Regions from separate parts of the Homo sapiens genome. Here region 2 is linked to region 1. The links are chromatin contacts, found by Hi-C or POLR2A ChIA-PET in ENCODE. All regions are on one chromosome and are shown on one strand. Each heading gives the region's core, a stretch centred on a gene start or an enhancer-like site at or near the end of the contact. The rest is flanking DNA. Distances are from core to core; before and after follow the strand shown.

Region 1 (2,947 bases), core at 290-2,789:
CTCCCAGGTTCAAGCGATTCTCCTGCCTCAGCCTCCCGAGTAGCTGGGATTACAGGCACCCACCACCACGCCTGGCTAATTTTTGTATTTTTAGTAGAGATGAGGTTTCACCGTGTTAGGATGGTCTCACTCTCCTGACCTCATGATCCACCCACCTTGGCCTCCCAAAGTGCTGGGACTACAGGTGTGAGCCACCATGCCCGGCTGGGAATCTTTTATGTATTCATTGGCCATTCTTAGATCTTCTGTGAGGGGGCCTGATCAAATCTTCTGTTCATTTTTTAGGAGTTGTTCTCTTCAGGGTTAATTTGTAGGAGTTCTCTACATATTCTGCACAAGTCCTTTGTCAGATACATGTGCTGCCAATATTCTTTCCATTCTGTGGCTTATTTTAATTTTTTTGAAACAGGTTCTCACTCTGTCCCCTAGGCTGGAGTGTAGTGGTGTGATCACAGCTCACTGTAGCTGCAACCACCTGAGCTCAAGCGATCCTCCCACCGCAACCTTTGGAGTAGCTGGGACTACAGGCATGTGCCACCACACGCAGCTAATTTTTGTATTTTTTGTAGAGATGGGGTCTCACTCTGTTGCACAGGCTGGTCTCAAACTCCTGAGCTCAAGCGATCGTCTACCTCAGCCTTCAAAGTAGCTGGGACTACAGGCATGTGCCACCATCCCCAGATAATTTTTTTATTTTTTGTAGAGATGGGGTTTCACTATGTTGCCCGGGCTGGTCTTGAACTCCTGAGCACAGGCCATCCTCCAGCCTTGGCCTCCCAAAGTTCTGGGATGACAGCCTCTGTGGCTTATCTTCATGATGTCTTTTGAGAAGCATTTTCAAATGCCTGAGTAACAGAGCAAGATCTTATCTCTTTAAAAAATTGCAATTCTCTATTCCCAACGGCCCACTGTTCATCTCTGGTGCCAACATTCCCCTGCAGACAGGGATGGAAGCCAGCACTCCTATTGCAAGTCCTCTCATCCAACGGAATGGGCTCAACAGCAGTGTGGGTTGTGGTGTATTTTTCAGTCAATTCAGTACCGTAGCTACCAGCTTCAACCTTTACAACCTGTTGTCTCACGAAGTGATCTCCTGCCACTCTCTAACCTCATGAAAATGAAATGGGAGCCCCGCAAAAGCAAATAGTTTGAATCTGTTTATAGCTGGTCAAACATGTTTTACTCAAAGACTGGAGTTCAAAAAGTCATTTCTCCTAACAACCAAACAGAAATATTTGCCCATCATTTAAACGTTCTGTAGCTCTCGGGGGTCCGCCTTACCTTAAATTGCTTGTTATGCAAAGTGTTCCAAGATGAAATTTGGCTTCAGTGTTTGGGGACGGGCTTTCGATGGATTTATTAACTGACTCTTTGTGTCTCACCTCCCTGGTATTTCAGGCTCTATCTTCTCCTTGTTATCTTTTATGCGGGGCCAGGACTGGTGGTGATTTTCCCTTTGTGAATCTTGTTTTCAATAGAAACCTCACAGACACACAGAAAACTCCTCAGGTATGTGTGTAGGCAGTGGTATCCCGCCAGCCTCCTGCCTCCCGGCTCTGCAGAGATTGTAATCGTGGAATTACAATAACACTCTGCATCCTCATCACACATTTCATCTGAGATTGCCAAAGGTTTCACTAACTAGTATATGATCTCTTTCATTTTACAAGTGGAGAAATCAAGGCTGGAAGACACTGTTGAGATGTCATGTCAGGGAACGCCTCCTGCCTCCCTGGGCTGGCTCCAGACACAGCCGTCTCTCTGCTCAGATGGATGCAAAGACACCCAGAATTTGTTGTTTTCATATAACGCGTGTCAGGTGTTGCTCTCAGCGCCTTTCACGCATTAACAAAGTTCATCCTTGGCCAGGCGCAGTGGCTTTTGCCTGTAATCCCAGCACTTTGGGAGGCCGAGACGGGCGGATCACCTGAGATCAGGAGTTCAAGACCAGTCTGGCCAACATGGTGAAACCCGGACTCTACTAAAAATACAAAAATAAGCCAGGCATGGTGGCACATGCCTGTAATCCCAGCTATTCAGGAGGTTGAGGCAGGAGAATCGCTTGAACCTGGGAGACGGAGGTTGCAGTGAGCAGAGATCACACCACTGCCCTCCAGCCCTGGTGACAGAGCAAGACTCTGCCTCAAAGAAAAAAAAAATTCATCCTCAATTCAGTTACATCCCTGTGTACAGTGGATAAAATGAGTCACAGGAAGGCTAAGAACATAGCCCAAGGACACAAAGCTATAAGTGCCCAACAGATTCTCCTTGCCTGCTGCCTAGACAGAGCCAACTTATCCAGACAGGGGAATTGCAATAGAGAAAGAGTAATTCACACAGAGCCAGCTGTGTGGGAGACCAGAGTTTTATTATTAAATCAGTCTCCCCAAGAATTCAGGGATCGGAGTTTCTAAGGATAATTTGGTGGGTAGGGGGCCGGTGAATAAGGAGTTCTGACTGGTCAGGAAGGAGATTAAATCATAGGGAGTTGAAGCTGTCTTCCTGCACTGAGTCAGTTCCTGGGTGGGGCCCACAAGACCAGATGAGCCAGTCTATCGATCTGGGTGGTGCCAGCTGATCCATCAAGTGCAGGGTTTGCAAAGTATCTCAAGCGCTGGTCTTGGGTTTTACAATAGTGACGTTATCCCCAAAAACAATTTGGGGAGGCTTAGAATCTTGCAGCCTCCGCCTGTGTGACTCCTAAACCCTTATTTCTAATCTTGTGGCTAATTTGTTAGTCCTACAAAGGCCCTCTCATCCCCAGGCAGGAAGGGGGTTTGTTTTGGGAAAGGGCTGTTATCATCTTTGTTTCAAACTATAAACTAAGTTCCTCCCAAAGGTAGTCCGACCTATGCCCAAGAATGCACACAGACAACTTGGAGGCCACCAGGCAAAGGAAAGTAAATGAGTAGCTTTTTACTGACTATGACAAAGTCACAAGTACACC
Region 2 (2,820 bases), core at 260-2,759, 41 kb before region 1:
CTTGTTCATGAGTGTGAATTGCTTTCAACTTTACACAAATTAACCATACAATGTCTATTAAAATTTAAAATGCATGCTCTTTAGCAAGAAACCTCACTTTTGGGAATCTGTCCTACACTAGTAAAACCAACGACACATGAAAAACATAGAGGAGGATGTTTATTGCAGCACTGTTTGGGACAAGGAAAACGAATGATTTTTTTTTTTTTTTTTTTTTTTTTTTTTTTTTTGTGTGAGACAGAGTCTTGCTCTGTCACCCAGGCTGGAGTGCAGTGGCAAGATCTCAGCTCACTGCAACCTCTGCCTCCTAGATTCAAGAGATTCTCCTACCTCAACCTTCCAAGTAGCTGAGATTATAGGCAGGAGCCACTACACCTGGCTAATTTTTGTATTTTTAATAGAGTATTTTTAATGTTAGTGAGGCTGGTCTTGAACTCCTGACCTCAGGTGATCCTCCCACCTCAGCCTCCGAAAGTGCTGGGATTATAGGTGTAAGCCACCAAGCCTGGCCGGAAAATGAATGATTTTTACTGCGTGGTTTATACTGGAGGAAAAAACAACAACCCAAGGATGGTATAGTATTGTCTGGAGTGGGGGAAAATAGAAACAAAGTAAATTTTCATCTATAGAGTAGCTGGATGCATTTAGGTATATCCATATTATAGAATACTATGTAGCAGTTTAAAATAATGAATTGAAACTCTATTGCTGATTGCTGAGTGAAAAATCAACCTAACCCACTCCTTGAAAGGAGTCACAAGTAGGGCAACGCTTTTGAATGAGATACCATGTTTCATTGTATTGGGGTGGGGGGTGGGAATCCACCAAGCATTTTTGCGTAACATTGAGCATTTAAAACACCAATACCGAGGCCGGCAAATTGCTTGAGCTCAGGAGTTTGAGACCAGAAGACTGGGCAACATGGAGAAACTCTGTCTCTACAAATAATAATAATAATAATAATTAGCTGAGTGTGGTGGTGCACACCTGTAGTCCCAGCTACTTGGGAGGCTGAGGTGGGAGAATTGCTTGAGATCAGGGAGGTCGAGGCTGCAGTGAGCTGTGATTGTGCCACTGCACTGCAGCCTGGGTGACAGAGTGAGACCCTGTCTCTAAAAAAAAACCAAAGACAAAAACAGAGACTCCCAATAACCTAATTATTTAACCCGGAATGAACACAATAGAGGGCACGTGTGTCTGCACTCATTGGGAATGTTTTCTTTCTCGCCTGTAGTTAGCGAACCCTGTGACATAAGCAAATGGGGAAATGTTATGTGAAAGATACACGATGCATGCAAGTAAGGCTTAGCAAAATGAAATAAGCAAGGGGACTTTTAATAACAGTGGTTTCCTGATTGGAGAGCTGTCTGAATAAGGGGACAGCCGCACTAGTCCCCTATCTCTCTAACTCATGACCCACCCAGGTGCTTCCGCCTGCAGCCCTGCGGGGGCTGCCTCCGGTTTTCAGGGGTCAGTGAGTGTAAACTCCTTTTTTCCTGGCAGGGATGCCCATGTCTGCATGTCTCAGCATCGCAGATTAAAGTAACTCCCAGGTGTGTGAAAACATCAGGCCTGTTTGTGGGGCAGAGTCTTGGCTGGGGAGAGAGACAGGAGATGTGTGTCATCTTTCCTGGCACTCACAGGGCCGTGGGAACAACAGGTTTGGAAAGGAGGAAGTGGAGCGTGGTGAGGTGCGGACTGCAACAGGGGAGGGGCAGCTGCAGGAGCTCTGGGGGCCTAGAGGAGCCACAGCCCCCCTGCTGCAAGCCAGAGAGAGACCGGAGGGCTTCTCAGAGGAGGGAGGTTGCAAGTACATGGTGGGAAAGGTGCAGACGTCTGTTAAGGGCACCCACAAAGGTGATGCAGGAGGAAGTGCTGTGGCTGGGAGACCAGGGCCGGTCCAGAGACTGGCCAGTGAGAATAGGAAAGCCTGCTGATATCCACAGGGCCTGGTCGTGGCAACCCTGATGAAACGTGCTAGGCTGTCTGGAACCTGCCCGTTAGGCAAAAGGAGCCACTCAAGAGGATCCCACCCAGCTGATGCCAGTTTCAGCTGAATCTGGTCTGTGGCTGGGGGCAGATTGGGAGAAGTCAATGCCTCACTGTTTTTGTTGTCGGGATCAATGGACGGCTGCCATTTGCAGGTGTTGCATCTGGGATAAAGTGAAGGGACAAGTTTGGAGCCAGGGCTTGGTGGCCGAAATGTGTGTTGGGAGAGCAATGGGCCAGGCAGCTCCCCTGGTGCTGGCTTGGAAGGTGGGTGGGTGTTGGAGCATTTCATGGAGCAGGGCCACAAGGTCAGCACTGGGTTTGGGAGTAGACACTCCTTGTGAGAAGAAGCCATCCTGGCCCGGTGCAGCTGCTCACGCCTGTAATTCCAACACTTTGGGAGGCCAAGGCACGAGGATTGCTTGAGCCCAGGGGTTCAACACCAGCCTGGGTGATATGGTTTGCATCTGTGTTCCCAGCCAAATCTCGTGTTGAATTGTTAGCCCCAGTGCTGCAGGTGGGGCCTGATGGGAGGTGATTGGATCATGGGGGAGGAATTCTCCCTTGCTGTTCTCATGATATTGAGTGAGTTCTCACGAGATCTGGTTGATTAAAAGTATGTAGCATCTCCCCGTTCTTTCTCTTCCTTCTCCTCTGTCCATGTAAGACGTGTCTGCTTCGCCGTTGCCTTCCACCGTGATTGTGAGTTTCCTGAGGCCTTCCCTAGCCATGCTTCCTGTATAGTCTGTGGAACGGTGAGTCAATTAAACCTCTTTTATTTATAAATTACCTGATTTCAGGTAGTTCTTTACAGCACTGCAAGAACAGACT

The links. A loop is a pair of places that touch in the nucleus more often than their neighbours do. ChIA-PET counts read pairs that join two places held with the same protein, here RNA polymerase II (POLR2A). Pooled maps may share reads with other maps.
Region 2: a map of natural killer cell shows a loop between it and region 1 (2.8-fold over the local background). The contact joins two enhancer-like sites. A Hi-C loop is called at or near these places in 2 of 168 maps with a recorded cell type or tissue (naive thymus-derived CD4-positive, alpha-beta T cell and natural killer cell), 1 of 37 single-sample maps with no recorded cell type and 9 of 50 pooled maps. POLR2A ChIA-PET finds 5 or more read pairs at or near these places in 6 of 52 experiments (K562, Panc1, activated CD4-positive, alpha-beta T cell and 3 more).

Annotation. Positions count from the first base shown.
Region 1 is chr7:3,107,668-3,110,614 of GRCh38, reverse strand. All of the region lies in intron 1 of LOC105375130 (a long non-coding RNA gene), which reads left to right. Among named protein-coding and RNA genes, the nearest start is that of CARD11, 65 kb to the right of the region's middle. Within about 2 kb of position 1,539, at least 3 of the 41 ENCODE cell types and tissues checked have a DNase peak (open chromatin) inside an H3K27ac peak, as active enhancers do.
Region 2 is chr7:3,148,905-3,151,724 of GRCh38, reverse strand. LOC100129603 (a long non-coding RNA gene) reads left to right here. Exons shown (of 4, transcript NR_126024.1): 3 at 2,657-2,744. Among named protein-coding and RNA genes, the nearest start is that of CARD11, 110 kb to the right of the region's middle. Within about 2 kb of position 1,509, at least 2 of the 41 ENCODE cell types and tissues checked have a DNase peak (open chromatin) inside an H3K27ac peak, as active enhancers do.